2 separate regions of the Mus musculus genome follow, and region 2 is linked to region 1. A link is a loop called in an ENCODE intact Hi-C map of the cell type or tissue named here. Cell type or tissue: heart. All regions are shown on one strand. Each heading gives the region's core, and the rest is flanking DNA. Links, peaks and the distances in the headings are about the cores only. Region 1 overlaps Msr1 (macrophage scavenger receptor 1). Region 2 has its middle 150 kb from the start of Fgf20.

The links. Hi-C counts contacts between places; a loop is a spot of excess contacts. Peaks named below come from ENCODE experiments on the same cell type or tissue, not always from the same donor. Only the 100,000 strongest peaks of a DNase experiment are listed, where the experiment ranks them.
Region 2: it touches region 1 in a loop (16-fold over the local background); 4 of 42 quality-filtered maps call a loop at or near these places.

The regions. Positions count from the first base shown.
Region 1 is chr8:39,584,104-39,595,100 of GRCm38, forward strand. Msr1 (macrophage scavenger receptor 1) reads right to left here. Exons shown (of 10, transcript NM_001113326.1): 9 at 5,187-5,375. Among named protein-coding and RNA genes, the nearest start is that of Msr1, 53 kb to the right of the region's middle. In heart, for the core only: a CTCF peak has its summit at 5,772 (motif pointing left); no DNase peak of the experiment used is centred there.
Region 2 is chr8:40,127,252-40,138,248 of GRCm38, forward strand. No RefSeq gene overlaps it. Among named protein-coding and RNA genes, the nearest start is that of Fgf20, 150 kb to the right of the region's middle. In heart, for the core only: a CTCF peak has its summit at 5,862 (motif pointing left); no DNase peak of the experiment used is centred there.

The DNA of each region.
Region 1 (10,997 bases), core at 2,117-10,116:
TTAGCAGTATAGTTTTTGTCATTGAGTGAAAGAAAATTGAGAGTGAGAAGAATCTCATTGGTTGTAGCTATTCCATGAGAAAAGAAATTACATATTCAATGTGCTGATGTGTGAGCACACATGATTTTAGAAACTGTGACCAAGCAATTCATGGGTGTTAGTACACTGGTGCTCAAGGGTCATAATGAAAATGCAGGCTGACTCTTCAAAGACTGTTCATGTGACACAGGACACATTCATGGTTCGTTCAATTTGGTGACTCACTGAATCTCTCACTAATATTCAAATAGTTAAATTTCATTTTTGTTCAATTCTTCGACTGACAGAACAGAAAATCATGCAGAAATAAGAACTGCACCCAAAAGCCACACAGAATCCTTATGTTAAGTCTGCCTCAAGCCAATCAATATCACTGCATTCCTCTGCATTCTTAGATTTAACCATACCATGAACCTGTTTTGAGTGCAAAGAAACCAAATCCATACTCTTTAAGAATGGCTTCTACCTGGGGGTTTCTGTAGGTAGGTAGGCAAAACACTTGACGTCACCAATGTAATAGCAGAAAACTCTGCTATTTATAAATCTGTTGTTTATTTGTGCACCCACAATTTCTGATTATTATTCTAGACCTTATACTTAGGACATATATAGGTGATAAAATATAAGATACCTTCAATGACTATTGCCTTTACTAGTTGAAGAGTATTCAGTAACCATGGGAACGTTTTGAGTGCTTGAAGATGCTTTCCTAGCTATAATTCCATATAATTCTGTTTACTCTATAAGCCACTAGTTCACAACCTGAGGTTCTCAGCTCCCTTGGGGGCTGTCAATGACCCCTCACAGGGACCTAAGACCATCTGAAGACACAGATATTCATATTATGATTCACATCAGTAGCAAAATTACAGTTATGAAGCAGCAATAAAAATAATTTTATGGTTGGGATTCACCACACCGTGAGGAATTCTATTAAAGGGTTTCAGTATTTAAAAGGTTAAGAAATGCCACTCTAACCTTTAAAATAACGGCAATACCTCCATTTCAGAGCTAAAAGCACACTGAGATTCACAGAACAAATTGCTACCTCACAATAGCAGCAAAAAGCCAAGTGAGAACATAAAGACATCAAAACCCAGTAATATTTACTCACTACACAGAAGCTAAGTAGAGGTAGGAAAATCATTTATACATATTTGTTTTACTTTTACAAGAATATATTCAGAACTATTGAGCCTAAGGGGAAATTTTATCTAACACGTATCTTACAACTTATTGCAAATTGTATTTTTTTTGCCTTTAAAAATTAATGTAAAGGTAGCATAGAATTCATAAAATTTGATCTTCATGAAAACCAAAAAGACTAAAAAAAAAAAGTATATATGATTTTGTTTCTTTAGATGCTAAAGTTATTCCAAGAATTCTGCTGTTGTGGTCACTACAGGGTTTGTCACTGATGTACTTTCTTACTCATTAGCAATGTATATAAATTTTGTGGAATTTAGTAGATATGTGCTCTAAACAAATTATTACTCAACTGACCTAGCTAGAGTTATCAAACACTTGCCTATCTATATATCTGCTGCCTACCTACCTACATATTATCTTTTTGCCACTCCTATTTATCCATACATATATACAACTGTTTCCCTTGAAATTGATAGCTTTTAGAGAAAACAGAAGACGGTTACTGGGGAAGTGTTTTACCAAAAGGGCCATAGCTCCAGCCCCTACATTTACAACCCTTTCATGTAGAGGGACAATAGCTCAACAATTGCCTTGCATTTCATTTATCTTTGGGATTATTTTTATAACCATTCATTAAGACAGGTCAAAGATGCAGAGTTTAATTTTGGTTCCCATCTCTCTCTTTTTGCAATTTTCTTTTCAAAGTTGCTCTGGAAAATTAAATATGGAAAGTGATAGCATTTAATATCAAAGCAAAGAACAGATAGCTAAGGATGAGCAAGAGAGTACTATGAGGAGAATTTTCTTGTTTCTGTTCTACAGTTTAGAGCCCAGCACCCCTAACTTAAGGGAAGTTAAATAGCTGCTTTGGTTTCAGTGTTTCTTTCTTTTAAAATTTTCTTATTAGATATTTTCTTCATTTACATTTCAAATGCTATCCCCAAAGTTCCCTATACCCTCCCCCCCGCCCTGCTCCCCAACCCACCCACTCCTGCTTTCTTAAACAAATTCCAGGCGATAACACCATAGCTTGATAAAGTCCATCCTTGTTTGCTACAGAGTGGACTCTGAAACCAGGGTGTGAAGCCTGAATAAGGAGCAGGTTTCCCACCTACAATGACAAACACCAGATGACTCTCTGCGCTGCCTGAAACTCACTGGTTTTGTCTTCTCAGGGAAAGAAAGACCATTCCACTTTTTGCAAACAGCACGCGCAAATAAAAGAACCTATTTAAAGGAGCATGCTTTAAGCTTTATTCCAATAAATCATTTTGCTTGCAGCTGCAAAACTAATTGTTCTTAAAGCTAACAAGGATTATCTCTCGTAAACCAGGTTTGCTATTTTGAAACCAGGAAAAAAAAGAAAAGAGAGGAAGAAAAAGTATGGGGATTGGGGGAAACCATGGCCAGAACACTACATTCTGTCTGAAATGGGGATTATATAAAGTGGATGGATTTCAACTTTTTTCTTTTTCTTTTAATTTTGGTAGTTGTTGACAATATAAAATTAACATGATACTTCTTCTTTTCCCAAGCAAATAACAAAAAATTAAAACTCGTATATGTGCTGTCTTTTTCTCTCTACCATTCATTTCTATCTTTAGGTTTCCTTTTCTGTCTCTATTCAGCTTTCAGTGTGGCCCTTTTCCCCATCCCTTGGGTGGAACTATAAACTAAATGTGGAGAGGTGTTCTAACTGCAATAGAACGGAGTCCAAATATCTCACAAAAATAGTTGTTCACTGAGTCTAATCCATAAGCAGCTAGCAGGGCAAGCCTCCCTCATTTAATATTCCTTGACATGTAGACCACGACACTTACATTTTAAAATTTGTTTTCTTCAGAACTAATCATCTTGGTTCTGTGTGTCTCTCCATCTCAGCTCATCTTGCTTCACTATTTAAATTTTTCCTAATCATTCTTCAGTGGGTTTGTAGTGTGGCCTAGAGAAGTGAAGAAAGACTTGGGCTGACCATAAGCAGTGTGATCTTAGATTTATTTTCACGGGGTCTTACAACAAAAGGTCACATTCCCTTTTTTCTGACGGAAGGGGGACCACTGATGTCACTTTGTGATGTCATTGTGCCTCTACTTTCAAGCAAAAGCAGTTCTCATTATCGACTGTGCACTGCTTGTGAGCACATCCCTCTGGATTGGCAATGTCGTTTCTATACGGTAGAGAAGACTGCCACTCCCTGGACTCAGAGGTCCGTTGTTCTTAACTCTTCTCTGACAAAAATAAATAAATAAATAACCTATTGATGAAATGAAAGATTTCACTTTGAAAAGTACGTGTAAGGGCAAGAGGATGGTTAACATCTGCACATATCGTTGCTGTTATTTCTGTTTGTTTTATTTGTTTGACCGGTCTTGTTAGGTAGCTTCGGCTGGCCTTGACTTCATTATCCTCCTGCCTCAGCATCTCTACTGCTCTGAGTATAGGGTTGAGACTCCATACTAGGTAAACGCACAAATATTGAGTGACAATAAAAAATGAAGATGTGGTAGGGATGAGAAGTTTGTATCCATGTCAAATCATTGTATATATAATGTTAAATATAGGGTTTTTTCAATTTCCTCTTTTTTTTGTCTTCAATTCATATGTACACAACATAAGTTAAATGAAAATAGATCAGGGCCTGAGTTTGTGTGCACAAACGTTGTACATCAAGACACTTATGTTAATTGTGTGTCATTTTGTCACCACATTAGAACATGCATTTGAAAACTTAGAATCTGTCATTTCTGCTCAGATCCATTTTTTCTTTTCTTTTATGGAGTTCATCTCAGGAACAGATGTAATTGTGGTGGTCAGTATTATTAATGTGTGTGTTTAGCATAAAGTCAGGTTCATAGTTATCAATAAATTGTGGTGTCATATCTATCAGCAATACCCCTCATAGGGATATAAAACATCTGATTTTATTCTAGTATTCAGAGATGTTAATTTGACATATGTCCCATACTAAAATTTTAAATGAGATTAAAAAGTATAATTTCAATACAGCTTTCTTCTCCATTTTTTTTTCTGATTGGCCATGTGCATTTAGAATAATACAATTATAAAATCATGAAGGCTAGAACTTATATTTTGTCAATTTCAGCTGCAGAGAAACTGATTGTCAGATTTGAAGACTGGAATATACAGAAAGCATAGAAGAAAATACAAGTGTGCATGTGCTCTCCTGATGTCTCCTCATCCAGAACCAAGGCCTATGTAGATCTTTAACTACACACAACGCCTGATATAAGGTGCTGATGTAGAAGAAACAACTGACAATGAACATTTCACGGCATACATTTAAAACTATTTACCAATGCAAATTCTTTCCCTAATCGTTTAATGCAGTCATACAACTGGTTGCTGCTATCCAGGTGAGATATATTAAAGTATATGTAGCCAAAGAGTCATCCCATGTTTTCCAATCTGAATGACAGAAATAACAAGGCTTACTCCTATGGGATTCTCATAAGTCTGGGGCCTTTCTCTTAGCCCACCAAGAACAGATTGGAGCACAACACAAATGTTGAGCTGATGTCTCCAGAAACAGTTCTGCAACTTTATCTGCTGAGGGTAAACTTTATCAGTGACTCTCTCATCCTTATTCCTGGTCAATAACAAGACTTGATTTGTCAACAAACCAAAAGAGCTTAAGTGAAACTTAAATGTTTGTTATCAGGAAGCATGCATGCCATATAGTATTTTCTTTTTATATCTACTTTCTAGGATAGAATGAGTCAAAACTTTTAGGCTGAATTCCTCCCGCTCCCTCCCCCCCAACCCCCCACCCCCCGCCACTACATGCTTCTGTATCTACTTGATTTCCAAATGGTTAAAAATTGCCTGCTTTCAAGAATTGGGACGATAGAGGAAAGGAGTTAGAGGAAAGAGCGGGGAGAGACAGTGCTGCACATGCAGTGCTCATGAAGTTCTCAAAACAAAGTTTTTAAAAAACTGCCTACTTTGATTTTTAAAGAAACAACTAGAGTTCAGATTACCTTGTCCAAAGTGAGCTCTCTTGTGCACAGCTAGAACTTCTTGGTATCCTAGACTCCGGCAGACAACTTGTCCAGCCCGTATATCCCAGCGATCATCACAGATTGTGCCCCACTGGCCTTGGTGGAAGATCTCCACTCGGCCCTCATGGGCTCCACTACCACCAACCAGTCGAACTGTCTTAAGGGGGGCTATAAAATAGGAAATAAAGACTGATTATATTCACATTGTTTTGTTAATTTTCTTTTTCAGGGGTCGTGGTTGGACCCGAGTATTTTTTGTTTCTTTTCTTTTCTTTTCTTTTCTTTTCTTTTCTTTTCTTTTCTTTTCTTTTCTTTTCTTTTCTTTCCGTTCCTTTCCTTTCCTTTCCTTTCCTTTTCCCCTCCCCTCCCCTCCCCTCCCGTCCCCTCCCCTCCCCTCCCCTCCCTCCCCCTCCCCCCCCTCTCCTCCCCTCCCCACCCCATCCCTTCCCACCCCTTCCCCTCCTCTTCTCTTTTCTTTTTTTCTTAAGAGTTTTGATACATTTATTTCTTCAGTAAATATTAAATATTAAACTATTTTCGCCACCTACTGGTCAAGAGTTTAACTGCAAGCTTTTTTTTTCATTGCAAAGCTGAATTGAAGTTACATTTAAATATATTAAAACCCTTCAAGGTACAATTTGCAAAACACATGAAACTGAAGAAGAACGAAGACCAAAGTGTGGACACTTTGCCCCTTCTTAGAATTGGAAACAATCACCCATGGAAGGAGTTACAGAGACAAAGTTTGGAGCTGAGACAAAAGGATGGACCATCTAGAGACTGCCATATCCAGGGATCCATCCCATAATTAGCCTCCAAATGATGACACCATTGCATACACTAGCAAGCGTTTGCTGAAAGGACCCTGATATAGCTGTCTCTTGTGAGACTAGGCCGGGGTCTAGCAAACACAGAAGTGGATGCTCACAGTCAGCTATTGGATGGATCACAGGGCCCCCAATGGAGGAGCTAGAGAAAGTATCCAAGGAGCTAAAGAGATCTGCAACCCTGTAGGTGCAACAATATGAACTAACCAGTACCCCGGAGCTCTAGACTCTAGCTGCATATGTATCAAAAGATGGCCTAGTTGGCCATCACTGGAAAGAGAGGCCCATTGGACACGCAAACTTTATATGCCCCAGTACAGGGGAACGCCAGGGCCAAAAAATGGGAATGGGTGGGTAGGGAAGTGGGGGAAGGGTATGGGGGACTTTTGGGATAGCATTTGAAATGTAACTGAGGAAAATACAAAAAAAAAAAAAAAAGATTAACCAGTTCAAGTACTGTGTGGAGTGTTTGGGCTTCATGAGACCCCAATAAATGTTAAGTCTGTTGACTAAGCTGTGAAAAAAAAAAACCCTTCAAAAATTGTTCGGACAACTTAGCTGTTTGAGACATACAAATTTATTTAGATTTTTCATCTTATTTGTAAAATGTGTCACAGAGTGTCATTATTTTCCTTCAATCCAATGACAGTTTAGGGGTTCAAGAGTAGATAGATACCGTTCACCATAAATGAGAATGTAGGTTGCCCAACTATGTATCTTATGCAAAGAAAAGCAAGTAATTATATTTAGAATTAGCAAGAACATTTCTTGCTACATGAGTTATAGATACTTCCCCCCAAGTGTTTACAATTCTTCATTCCCCTGGGTAACAGGTATCAATGTCTTCAGTGGTTAGCCTCTGGTATGTTGTTTACGTAACAGTAAATATCCTTCCACATATGTCTATGGAAGCAATTCTAAATAAACTCTGTGAGTTGTATGCACACAAAATATGAAAGTATGAGAGGGTAAGACTAGGATGGTGGGAGGGTATAGTGGGGTTTGAAACATGACCACAACCCATCACATGTATAAACTGTCAAACGCAGCTAAATATATTTATGATTAGCAATGACATCATCCTTTCTCATAATCATAGCCAATGAGTAACTCAATTCAAATGCATCCTTTCAATTAACTGACTAATACTAAGTTATAAATCAAGGTAGAGAGTGCTAGAGAGAGATGGCTTCGTGGCTAAGAGCACTTGTTCCTTTTCCAGAGAACCAGTAAGATCCATGATCCATTCTTAGCATCTACCTAGTGACTTACAACCATCTATCACTGCAATTTCAGGGGATCTGATGCCTCCTTCTGGCCTATGTGGGGACAAGGCACACAAATGTTGCTCAGACGTACATGCAGGCAAAATACACAAAACAAAAATAACAGTTTTCTAGTACCTGAATAGAATTTCACAGCTTTGTTTTTTAGAGTTTATTACTTGTAAGAAATATTCAGTGAAATTTTCTTCTAATTCAAGTAAATTTTGTTGAAATAGTAATTCAACAACATATCAAGAAAGTTGAAACTTTCCTAAACCATGACTAATTTACTGAGCCACACAGAAGTGTAACAGGTGGTATGGCATAGACATTATTATAATTATGTTGTTGGTTCTACAGAATTAAAGGAGCCATGCCAAAGCACACATCTATTTCTCACTCAAGCCAAAAATCTAAACTCTGAGCATTTTTGAAATATAAATAATGTGTTATGACAGAAGAATCCAAACTCACAACCACAGAGAAAAATCCATAAGTGACCCAATCATTTATAGCAAGTGCCTAAGAAAATCAGAAAAGAGTCTAACGATGATTGTGTAAAGCGTTCTATACTACAGCTACATTGTGCTCAGTAGTACTATGCCCCAGAGTTTATTTTTACAAGGTCAAGCATATCCAACCATAATATATTTATCATTCATTCTATGGACAAGTCAACGTATTCAAACATTTGACTATGCACACTAGGTTGTCCCCAAAGTTGTTTATGTAAGAGTTTGTAGTACTTGCTCCTCCACAGATGTTATTGATGAACCTTGCTTACTTACCCTGGAGAAGTGGCTCTCAATTTCTGGGAAGCAGCAAAATTCCAAATTGCTGGCCTTGCATTTAATAGGGCCTGAGTGGTTGCTTATGTTTCTGGCCAACAACCACATTTTGAGAAACATGAACTAGAAGATAACACTGCAAGAAAGGAGGCATGCTATACCAGAAACAGCTCTCAGGATATTTATATTACCCACTCCAAGGCCCAGGGTTGCATCGTAGAGAATCAGGTGGCAGGATGTAAGAGGTGGAGGATGGGAAGGAGTGCTGTCTTCTGGATATGATATGACCAAGGCAATTATGAGCCCAGAATCTGTGACTAACTTGTACTATACTGGTGCACACACATACATCCACACACATGCACATACATACAAAATACACACACATGCACACACACACACACACACACACACAAAATTGAGAGCCACTTCTCCAGGATAAGCAAGACTCATCAATCACACACAGATTTTGGATCTGATTTGTACAATGTGAATGGGGCATTGTCAAATGTTTTGAACTCTGTGAAGCCTAATGTTTCAACTGTTAGAAAGAAGAAAATATTACCCAATATTAACTGAATACAGCTAACTAAGCACAAGTCTCTTTTCTGGGATCAGTTAAAAATGTTACCAAAACATATGTCCTGCCCTCAAAGTTAGGAAGATTTTTATGATGCTTAAAGTAAACAATACAGTTTTTAGAGTTACTGCAAGTACAAAGTTTTTATTTTTCAAGGTTTAAATATTTTATCTGAGGTGAAATAAACACATTATAATATAATAAACACACACACACATATTTCAGCACTTTCACATGTACCATTTGTTCTTATGAAATAGGCATTATTAGTCTATTCTGCTGAGTTTCTGCAGGTAGACAAGACCTGATGGGTAGTTTCAGATAAGTGTGTATCTAGTCTTCACTGTTTCCCCCAGTAATTTTCTTCTAGTACTTTGCTGGTACTCTTCCAAATGTCTCTGGCCTGTGGGTATTTCTGCCTGATGTTTTAGCGGAATGTATCCACAACTATTAGTTTCCAGGTTGTCTGCAGCTACCTTCAGTCACCACCAGCATAAGTGAAGAGCCACAGACACCACAGAACATGCAAAACAAAACAAATGTGTGTTTCCTGGTCACAGTGTTAGTTTGATCATTTTTAACATTTAATGTTTAATAGCTGCAAGTGCAATCCTGTAAGCCGATAGAGGGTCTTAGCGGGGATATATCTGTCCAGTGATTCCTGGAGCATCTACGGTTGTTATTTAAACCATGACCACTCTCTCCTTGATCCTTAGAGAAACTATTCTGTCATCGTTGTCGTTGTCTTCTTTTTCTCCTTCTTCTTCTTCTCCTCTACTTCCCCCTCCTTCCTCCTCCTTCACCTTTTTCCAGTCATTTAGCTCTACAATGTTCCATATAAGCTTCCATACCCATTGTTTCTGGGACCTTATCTGACTTCTTCCTTGCTTATCTCTCTGTCTGCCTTCTCAATTCTCCACTCTCAATTCCAGGTGTGCATAGATTTCTTTTTTTCTCTTTTACATTCTGTTATCATTACTGGCCCATGTTGAAGCACTATCAACTCAATTAGTTTCCCTTCTTTATTTAGACCTTTACTAAGTTCCCAGCACACAGCAGAATGTGTGAGGTAACCTAGGGCTTATATCACAAGACCTGTCTTATGTCATAAGACAGGTAGGTCATATATGTGAATAAATAATGAGATCCTCTTGAATGAAGGGCTTCTGAAGATGTTTAAATCAAATTGTTAAAATATTGGAATAAAACAATAGAATGGAATGTATTATTTTTAAACTCTCTACAAGAGGTAGTTTAATGTGTAGGAAAAGCAAGGTACACCATGACAAAAATATTGATTTAATCCACATAATAATTTTGAGTCCTATTATGGGAGTAACTTACTTTGTTGGCTACTGTAAGCTTGGCAGAGCATGGAGGCCAGGTGGAGCCTCTGGTCAGCAACTGTACATATTCTAAAACCCGATTCTCTCCAGCTCAGACCAAAGACCTGTTGCTCAGCTGCTGACTCATGAGACAATATCTTCTGAATAAATGTCAACTTAGCCGCCTCAAACACAAGGAGATTTGAATATGTGAGACAAGGACCTGTTCCCTCATGAGAAAACTGCAGGTAAAGCCAAATCCAAAACAGGAGGCTATTTGTTTAGTTAATTCATTCATTAATTAATAAGATAACTTATACCATTGCCTTTGAAAATACCCCACATTTGCTTTCTGTGTGTTAATATACTCAACTAGGTTAGGCAGTTAATATGGTAAATGTTGAGATTTTACAAATCCAGGTGTTGGAGCATCTGTGGCTACTTAGCACTTGTTTACTGTAAATTGCCTTCCTTGTTTTCTTTGTTTGAAATGTATTTTACTTAAAGAAGAAAATGGCACATTCACACCAATGGTGATAAAGCCTCATTAGATCTCTAAACGATGAAAGTGCTTCATGTACACACCTTCCCTTAAAGTTATAAATGACCAATGGAGAACTGATACTTCCATTTACAGACAGCTCTCAACTTACAGTGGTTTGTCTTAATGACCTTTAACTTTACAGTTCTGCTAGAGTGACACATATTCAGTAGAAATTGAATTTGGCTGTTTGACTTTTGAGTTTGTTTTTTCTACTGTGACACTGACATGCAATCTCAACCCCTCTAGAAATGCAGAAGAGCAGAAAGAGGAGACAGCACCCTGCCAGCCTGAGTGCAGAGGGAAGGAAGTTATATGAGGATTGTGAGTATACTTCCTCATTATGTACAGATATCACTTTCATTCTTTTACATGCCTAAGCAGGGCTGGTGCCCATCCTCAGATGGAGAGAGAGAGAGAGAGAGAGAGAGAGAGAGAGAGAGAGAGAGAGAGAGAGAGAGAGA
Region 2 (10,997 bases), core at 1,862-9,861, 540 kb after region 1:
TTCTTTTGCAAATTCACTTAAACCTTATGCAATTCAAGTGACACGCTAAAGGACCATAATTCCTCTGCAGGAACTAGATGCCAGCAGCTACGTTGGCACCGTCAAGCAGAGACGGACAGCGGAGTTCCTGCTGACACAAGGCAGAAGCCAAGGAGGGTGACTGACACTAAGAAGATTGTGGTTGATTTTTGGAGCTAGCAGCCAAATGAATATTGCAGATAAACACACTGTCAACTCTGTCCTTATGATCCTGACATCGACTTCAGTTCTAAACTTGGAAAGATGCACTTAGACACACAAAGCTCTTTTGGAATGACGTTATTTTAAAAGGGGGTGAAACAATAATTGATCTCCCAATAAAATTCTATTTGGACATTCACTGCACTGTGGGACAGACAAAGAAGTATTTAATTTTCATCGTATAAATTTAATCCTTATGAAGATGTTGAGGTCACTATAGCACCCATGTTTACAGATATGGAAACTGAGGCTACGTGAGGTCAGGTCCGTTTGGCATGATGACCTAAATTCTTCTTCCCCATTTCCAAACTACATATCTGTAGTCTGTGCTTCACCCATACAACTTTCTATTAATTAATATTCAGGACTTTTACTGATAATTACATTTTAATATAAAACCAAGTATTTATAAGTATTAAAAGCAAATTTCAAAGTCCAGCCCAAATAAACAGCCTGGTGAACAATTACATTAGAGCTGAAATAAAATGAAAAAGAAAGTTCCTGAGAGTTCTACTGGACTGGGCCATCATTCAAGTAACACCCATGCCTTCTCCACGCAGATGCCACAGGCTTTCCCACAATCCTCTTAGGACATGTTTACCCTTCACTTCTTTGAACGTTTTTAGCACAGGAGATGCTCATCAGGCAACTTAATTTTAGGAGCTATAACACATTGACAAAGAAAGTAAACTAATTAACTTGTCCACCCTAAACTAATACTATTTGTTTTTAATTAACAAAGATCCCTGGGTTATAGTTGGGATTTTCTACCCCATTTGTTTAAGGCCTGCAACTGTTCTCATCTCTTGACTAAACCTTTGTGTTGAGGCGACATTGTTATGAACACTGATTATTTTCGGCTCTTTTTCTCAAGGAGTGCAACTTCTGATGTCTTCCTCCATGTAAGTATTTCCCTACTTTGCTAGTGCATCGCCACCATCTCCATGTTTCTCATCCCTCAGAGATTCTCTGCTTTGTTCTGCAGGTCTCTGTACTTGTTCCTCACCCATCAGGTGTGACGTTCCTCAGGCTTTGCTTCCAGCATCTTCTCTCCTCCTTCTAGATACTCCATTCAGGCCATGTCATCCACTGCAACTTTGAAATCTCAATCTTCAGTCTGGAATTTCATATAGTTCAGAATTTCATATAGTTCAGAACTGTATATCAAAATGTCAGCTGGATCACTCAAACAACGATAAAGACACAACCATTTTTTTTATTTACAATATCTAGTTATCTTTCTCCAACTCAGAAAACCGTTTGTCTCCAGAGAGTTTGTCTCCATGTAACCTGACCTTCCCAATCCCCCTCATCCCCATGTCCATTAAACCCCCATCTTACTATCTTTTGTATGCTGAACCTCTTAAATGTATAGACTATATACTCCTCGCTGTCTCTGATGAAGCCCAATGTCATCTACTCTCTAGACTACTATGACCAACTGTATCCATGGTCCCCATCATACTTGGTCCCCTTCAGATTAACATACATAAAATTATGTAATTTATCATATTTGCCAAATACTAGAAATGAAAGTCAGCTTTAATATTTACAGAAAAACATAGTAGAGGAGCTCAAGGAAACAAAACATTTGTTTGGACTGTGAAGTTTCTAATTTAAGATGGATTCTTAGTTTATAGAAGTGTATTCGTGGCTCCTATAAGATTTTTGAGCAGTGAAAACAGAACAAGCAATAGATTATTGTTAAAGTGACCCACAGCTAACCACTCTTTACATTAATTCAGTACCATTTCACATGAGCTTTCTTAGGCTAGTTCATTGGCTATGCATAATTTGATAGTGCATGAGGCATCTTACATGTTCCATTTACATGTACATGTTACATGTACAGAGATGTCTTCCTAATGTACCTTTCTCTCAGCATCACATCTGTGCTTAAAACATACCCATTGCCTTCTTTTTTTTTTTTCTGACACGTCTTTTCTTTTTTTTTCCATTTTTTATTAGGTATTTAGCTCATTTACATTTCCAATGCTATACCAAAAGTCCCCCATACCCACCCACCCCCACTCCCCTACCCACCCACTCCCCCTTTTTGGCCTTGGCGTTCCCCTGTACTGGGGCATATAAAGTTTGCATGTCCAATGGGCCTCTCTTTCCAGTGATGGCCGACTAGGCCATCTTTTGATACATATGCAGCTAGAGTCAAGAGCTCCGGGGTACTGGTTAGTTCATAATGTTGTTCCACCTATAGGGTTGCAGATCCCATTAGCTCCTTAGGTTCTTTCTCTAGCTCCTCCATTGGGAGCCCTGTGATCCATCCATTAGCTGACTGTGAGCATCCACTTCTGTGTTTGCTAGGCCCCGGCATAGTCTCACAAGAGACAGCTACATCTGGGTCCTTTTGATAAAATCTTGCTAGTGTATGCAATGGTGTCAGCGTTTGGATGCTGATTATGGGGTGGATCCCTGGATATGGCAGTCTCTACATGGTCCATCCTTTCATCTCAGCTCCAAACTTTGTCTCTGTAACTCCTTCCATGGGTGTTTTGTTCCCAATTCTAAGGAGGGGCATAGTGTCGACACTTCATTCTTCATTCTTCTTGAGTTTCATGTGTTTAGCAAATTGTACCTTATATCTTGGGAATCCTAGGTTTGGGGCTAATATCCACTTATCAGTGAGTACATATTGTGTGAGTTCCTTTGTGAATGTGTTACCTCACTCAGGATGATGCCCTCCAGGTCCATCCATTTGGCTAGGAATTTCATAAATTCATTCTTTTTAATAGCTCAGTAGTACTCCATTGCGTAGATGTACCACATTTTCTGTATCCATTCCTCTGTTGAGGGGCATCTGGGTTCTTTCCAGCTTCTGGCTATTATAAATAAGGCTGCTATGAACATAGTGGAGCATGTGTCCTTCTTACCAGTTGGGGCATCTTCTGGATATATGCCCAGGAGAGGTATTGCTGGATCCTCCGGTAGTACTATGTCCAATTTTCTGAGGAACCGCCAGACTGATTTCCAGAGTGGTTGTACAAGCCTGCAATCCCACCAGCAATGGAGGAGTGTTCCTCTTTCTCCACATCCACGCCAGCACCTGCTGTCACCTGAATTTTTGATCTTAGCCATTCTGACTGGTGTGAGATGGAATCTCAGGGTTGTTTTGATTTGCATTTCCCTGATGATTAAGGATGTTGAACATTTTTTCAGGTGCTTCTCTGCCATTCGGTATTCCTCAGGTGAGAATTATTTGTTCAGTTCTGAGCCCCATTTTTAATGGGGTTATTTGATTTTCTGAAGTCCACCTTCTTGAGTTCTTTATATATGTTGGATATTAGTCCCCTATCTGATTTGGGATAGGTAAAGATCCTTTCCCAATCTGTTGGTGGTCTTTTTGTCTTATTGACGGTGTCTTTTGCCTTGCAGAAACTTTGGAGTTTCATTAGGTCCCATTTGTCATTTCTCGATCTTACAGCACAAGCCATTGCTGTTCTGTTCAGGAATTTCCCATTATCTTCTTATGTAGGATCTTTCTGCTTAACTTTCATGCCCTACCTTTTGTTCCATTGGTCCTTGCACATAACACTTGTAATTTCTCCAAAATTGCATGTTGATGGGTTTGTATGCTTGATTATATTTTGCCAGAAAGCTCTTTCACTACCCCTTTGCTTCTAAAATTCTACAAAACCTTAATATCTCAAGTTAAATGCTACATCCATGGAACAGTTTCTCACAAACCCAAGAACTGGTAACCAGTCCTTCCTGTGTGCTGTCTTGCCCTTAGTACTCCTTCTCTATACATAACCACTGGGTATGTTGAGTGTTTTGTCCCTATAGACCATGACATCGTGCCAATGCTAGGAACACACTATTCTTTCTTTTAAATCTAGGTGGAATTCTGATGATACAAACATCTCCAAATCCTTTAAATATAACTGTCAATATAATCAGAAGTTAGATTTAAGAAGAGACCTCTTTCTTCAGCATAAATTAATGACGATAGTTATAAAAGTTTTCTGTTTCATAGCTTTTCCCTGGAGTTTATGGTGTTTTGTTTTGTGTTGTTGTTGTTGTTGTTGTTGTTGTTGTTTTAGACCAAGCCATACCAGAAGCGCAGCAATTATCATCTGTTTACTAGAAAAAAAAGTCTGGTTTGCATTCAATTCATTCCCTTGTTCATGATATACAAACAATACAGCAACCTTGTTTCCTGAGTGGGGAACTGTAGCCTCCCCTCCCCCAGCCTTAATGGTTCCACGGTTTACACCTGGATGGAGCTTGCAGGCTCAATAGTTCTGCCACGCCCACTGCTGGAACCTGCGGCTTTGCTGTTCGGAGCTGTACACGTGGTCACCCTGCTATTGGATCCCAAGATTAATTGGCGGGAATTGGGTCCCTCCCCCTTCCTTTATAACGGAGTGCCTAAATAGTAAAAATTGAACCTTGAGCAGAGACCTTTGTCTTGGTCCTTCCTTATATCGCGCAGCCCAGCCCCTCTTCTCTTCCAGGTTTCCAATGCCTTTCCAGGCTAGAACCCAGGCTGTGATCTGCTGGCCGGACACAACAGGGGACCATGGCACCGTCCAGCCCAATGAGAGAAGAAAGTGTCATGAGTTAGAGGACTGTTGCAGATGTCACAGACAAGCATTGTCACTTGAGTCCTGATGCTGTGACCGAGCATTCGACTGATCATTTTTCAGCATGGAAGACATGAAAGGCTACTACTCTTCCTACTCTTTTTCTCATTCTTGAAGACAAAAGATGATAAACCTGAGAAGCTCAAACGATTAATGAAGTTGACTCCACTCCTTCTGACGAATTTTAAAATTATTCTAAAACATGAGGCAAAACTTCAGATCTGTCCTAAATAAATTCAGACATACTCTTCTGTTATATAGGAACCCCAGACATATGGTAGGTTTTAAGCATACAATGCTAGTAAATGCACAATTATCCAACCACCACCAAAAAGGCGGTTATAAAACATGTCCTACCCTCCATAAAATAAAGGCCATGCAGGCCTTCCTTATTATCAATCCAACTTTCTGTCTCCATAATTTACCTTCCCCAGACTTGTCTTTTACGTGGACTCATACAATCTGTGATCTTTTATGTCTAACTTCTTCTACTTAGTGCAAATTGGAGGTGAGGGGTGAGTGTTGGAGGAAAGGACTAGGGGGAGAAAAGAGAGAAAAAAAACTGCAGTTGAGATGTGAACTAAGTAAGTAAGCTAGTTAATTAAAAAAATAGGTAAATAAGTTTGGAAATACTCTAGAAAATATTAAAGCATTCATCCTATATGTGTGTTATGAAGAGACAAAGGCTACCAAGCAGTATGGTTTTATGACGCAGAGAGATCCTTCAGTGAGTCACCTTAGTAAAGACACAGAACAGAGTTTTCAGAATTCTGTGGCATGCCTGTGACGAGAGACTCTTGGGGGAACACAGTCCAGATAAATCAAAACACAAATGAAATGAAGTAAGGTTCACAGATGAACGGATCATCTCCCCTCCTTGGCTGAGTTCTACATTGTCAACATCAAATGAACCAACACATAGCCACGACATTAACCAGGACTGAAATGTTCAGCTTTGACCAGGATGGTTTTTCTGTTATTAAATGGATCCTCATTTAACGAAAGAGCAAGACCGCTCCCTAGTGGACTATTTGAGTATGTACGTCTTTCGGTCTAATGTGGGATTTACACAATAAAATGTTAACAGATATGTTAAACGATAGCTACAAAATAAAAATGCTAACAATTAGTTGTTATTTACCAATGAAGCCCATTAAAACCTAAAACAATTGTCTGATCTAGCATAGAGACAGGGAAAGATAGAGTAATCAAAAGTACATTTTAAAATAAATACAGAAGAGAGGAGGCAAACTTTTAGAGATATGGAGAATGCTCAGCTAGATGATTAAAAACGTGTAGGTAGCATAAATCCTCAGCTCCATATGAATTGCCATAGCAAGTTAACTCAGCTGAAATAAATTAGTGACGGGGTATTTTCCATCAACAGCCTTGTGGAATGGTAGCTTCTCTGAAGCGATCCGGAGACTAAAAGTGGTTGTGTTTCTAAACTCCATCATTTCCAATGGGCAATTATACAGTTCTTAAACTCCCATAAAACAGCTTGCAAATTATAGAGATTTTATTGTGAGTTTATTAAAAATTCTAGGGAATGACAGATTTGAGACTTAGAAATACGCTGTAAAGTAGTTTTTATTAGGATCCAGGTCCCCTGCACAGAAATTAAACAAAAATAATACTAGAGGATTCACCATGTTCTAGACACTGATGGGGATTTGCTATAAATGATCATGTCTGGCCCTTTAAATAGCCCTACGCTGTACCCTCTCTTGGAGGTAAGAATGAGGCCTCTGTTGCCGAGATGGGAAAGCTTAACTGTCAGGCAGGAAATCAGAGCCACAAGTCCATTTTCTTAACTGCTGGATGAAAACAGAAAGCCATTACAATATAAAGTAAATGCATATTAAGAGGAAATGGATATTCTCTTCTACTTTACATGTTTTTATTTGATAATTTTCGAGAAATTCTGAAGGTAATGTTTGGGCAAGGGCTGGGGTATCCATTTGAAGTTTTGAGCTCTATCAAATGGTCTCTGTCTTCACTTCCATTTTGACTTTACACAAAACCTTCCATTGAAGTCACCTGCTCCATTCCCCTTATTCCTAGTATTAAAGCCATACAGTGTCGTACTGGCATTACCTGGGATAGGGTAGTGCTATAGTCTGAAGTGCTTAATATGCACACTATGAGACAACCATACTTAAATATAAAATGTGGCCACCAACCTCCTACTAGAAGAAGTATACTAAAGAGAGCTGGAGATCATTCGGCACAATATATCTCAGACTTCTACCTCACTTACTACATAAAAAAGGGATGAGACAATTTTGTCCAGCTTCCTGCCTAGTCATCCTTTAATGTACTTCCCCCAGTTATTAAAAGTTGTAGTTTTTTGGGGGTTTTGGCATCACAAAGGAATCTCTATGAACATCTACATGCAAGCCCTTTGGTGAGCCTGTGTTTCCATGTCTCCATCTTTCCTATGAGTGGAGTAGTGACATCATAAAATAAGTTTCCACAAATCTTTTCATGCATATATGTAGTGATTAAAGACTATTTGATCCATCATCTGATCTAGGCACCCAGTCACAGAGGCTCTCTTATGAGTTTATTCTAGGTAGTACCAAGAAAAACATGACTTTGAGAGTAAGATGGGGAGGAGTTTGAGAGAAGGGTGGGAGGAGTAGAAAATATGTAAATACAGTACTCATAGCTAAAATCATTTTAAATGTTTTTAAATATAAAAAAAGAAAATGCCAAGTGAGTTCTCCAAAATGAATTTACCATTTTACATCTCTGAAAGTGGATAAGAGCTTAAGTTTTACACACCCAGGAGTGTGTAACGGGGAGTAACTAGTAGTGTGAGGTTTTTTTTTTTTATGGTTGACTTTCCCTACATACAAGTAACATTATACAGACCTCAAAGATTATATTTAGGATTACATATGTGTGTGTGTGTGTGTGTGTGTGTGTCTGTGTGTGTGTATGCAGTAACAATAACAAGAGACTATGAATTTGAAGGACATCAGGGAGTATTGTATATAAGGATTTAGAGGGAGGAAAGAAAGGTTGTAATTATATCTAAAAAATAAAAAGTTAAAAATAGTAAATCATATATATTTATATATCTACTGTATAGAGATAGATAGATAGATAGATAGATAGATAGATAGATAGATAGATAGATAGACAGATAAATAGATAGATATTCTAAAGGCTCAGATGTCAAAGGTTGATCCCCAATGGAGCAGTATTCGAGATGGGACCTTTGGAGTTTGATTGAAGCAGGACAAATCTGACTTGATCAGAGGACTAACCCATTTATTAAAAGGACTCACGACTTAATGGTGTCCTAGCTTCCTTTCTGTTTCTGTGGTAAAACACCCTAACAAAAACAACTTAAGGAAGAAAGGATTTGTTTGCATTTACAATCCCACAGCACAGGAAAAGTCAAGACAGTGGAAACATGAGGCAGTCAGCTGTGCACACCCACAGCTAAGGGCAGAAAGAAGTGAACATATTCATGTCTACATGCTCAGCTTGCTCTCTCCACGTTGGTGTTCAGGGACTAGTCCATGAGATGGTGCAGCTCACATTCAGACCAGGTCTTCCCTCTGCAATTAACCCAATTAAGAAAATATCCTCACAAGCATACACACAGGCCAACCTGACGGAGGCAACCCCTTACAAGAACTGTCAGGTGGTCCCCGGGCTGTGCCAAGCTGACAATAAAACTGGGCATGACAAGCTATTGGGAGTAGGATTGTACTTGAGGGCATTGTGAGAAGATGGAGATCACTGGAGCAGCTACCCACCGCAGTTTGCTTGCCCCTGCAGTGTCCCGCCTTGCACAGACCCAAAGTCAAATGAGCCAAGAAACTGTGAACCTAAACCTCAGAAACCAATGGTTGAAATAAATCTATGCTCCCTGTTAAAGTCATTTCTCTTTCGTTGTTGCTGTTGCTTTTCATAGTTTATTTTTATTCACATTACATCCCAATTGAAGCCCCCCTTCTTTCTTTCCTCCCAGTCCTGCCTTTACAAGTTACCCCCAACTACTCCACCCCCCCCTTCTTCTCAGAGAAGAGAAGACCTTTTGTGTATCATCCCTTCTAGATCCAGCAGGACGAGGCACATCCTCTCCCACTGAGGCCTAACCAAGCAGTCCAGGTAGGAAAGGGGGATCCAATGGCAGGCATCAGACTCAGAGACAGCCCCAACTCCAATTGCTCTTTAGTTGGAGGTTTAGTAGGCCTACTAGGCCCACGTTGGTTGGTTCTATAGATCTTCTTGTGGTGTCCTTGACCCCTATGTCTCCCTCAATCCTTTCCCTGATTCTTCCACAAGACTCCCTGACAGCCAAACATTAGGGGGAGCTCATCCCCTTAGTGTTTGGCTGCAGGTTTCTGCATCTGTTTCGATCAGTTGCTGGATGAAGCCTCTCAGGAGACAGTTATGCAGGGTTCCTCCTGTCTGCAAGCATAGCAGAGTATCATTAATAGTGTCAGTGGTTGGCTCTTTCCCTTGGAATGGGTCCCAAGTTGGGTCAATCATTGGTTGGCTACTCCCTCAGTCTCTGTTCCATCTTTATTCCTGTGCATCTTGTAGATAGTACACATTTGGGGGCTGAAGGTTTAGTGGGTGAGTTGATGTCCCACTAATGATTTCAGTAGTTTTTTTCATGTGAATTTTAAGTACTCATATGATTTTTTAAAATAAAATACATTATCTTTCCTATTTTTCAGGCTTTTCTCTTTGTATTAAGTTCTGAGATATCTGTTGTGTTCTAAATGCAAGTTCTTTATCAAGTAGATGTTTTGTTTTGTCCTTTCAACTTTATTTGCTTTTTTGAAATACTCTTGAAAGTAATAATGGACTACCTTTTTCTCTAATGAGTTACAGTTTGAATATTGTATTTAAAGACTATTTCCTCAGGGGAAAAAATCAATGCAGTTTCCTCTTATGCTATCTTCCAATAATACTGATAGTCACATTAACATTTAAGTCTATGAAGCACTTCAACAGTTTAATGTTTCTCATACCACGTACAGGATTATCTTCTCTGGGATAAACTGTGTTCCATTGTTCCATTTCAATCCTTGGCATTTTCTTATAAATGTGAGAAGTATCTGTTTAAGTTGTTTATCTGATCTTGATTTTATAGGTAGAGGGGTATCTATCAAGAAAACTGACCATTTCTTGTAGACTTTCCAGTTTTGTGGAGTATGGGTTTTTGAAGTATGATCTAATGATTCTTTGGATTTTTCTCGGTGTCTGTTGTTACCCTTTCTCCTTTTATTTCAGATTTTGTTAATTTGGATATTCTCTGTGTGTCCTTTAGTTAGTTTGGATGTTATTTTGAACATTGTCTTCTTTTCTTTCTTTTTTTCTTTTTTTAACCTAGGATGATAGACTAAAGAACAAATAGGTAACTCAGGCACAAGGAGGAAGGGACCTGAGTCGGAGAGGGGAGAGGGAGGAGAACTGGGGGGGGGGGGGTCAGGTATAGGGGTAGGAGACAAGAAAGAAGCCAAGAGGGCCAGGAGAATGAATGAAAATATGCAGCTACTGAGGGTAGATGGTGAGAGAACCTCTAGATAGTCTCAGAGGCCTGGGATGTGAGAGGTCCCAGGATTCAATGGGGTGACCTTAGGCAAAGGGAGATGGAACCTGAAGAGACCACCTCTAGTGGTCCAGACAAGACAGTCAGGGTCCCCAGTAGAGGGATAGGGTCACCAACCCACCTTCAAGATTTTTAACTCAGAATTGTTCTTGTCTAAAAGAAATGAAGGAACAAAAGTGGAGTAGAGACCATTCAGTGACTGCCCAATTTGGGATGTATACCATGAGTGGGCACCAAACCCTGACACTCTTACTGATTTTACTGGTTGGTTTTGTGTCAACTTGACACAAGCTGGAGTTATCACAGAGAAAGGAGCTTCAGTTGAGGAAATGCCTCCATGAGATCCAGCTGTAAGGCATTTTCTCAATTAGTGATCAAGGGGGAAGGGCCCCTTGTGGGTGGAACCATCCCTGGGCTGGTAGTCTTGGGGTCTATAAGAGAGCAGGCTGAGCATGACAGGAGAAGCAAGCCAGTAAAGAACGTCCCTCCATGGCCTCTGCATCAGCTCCTGCTCCCTGCCCTACTTGAGTTCCAGTGCTGACTTCTTTCGGTGATGAAAGAAGTGGAAATGTAGG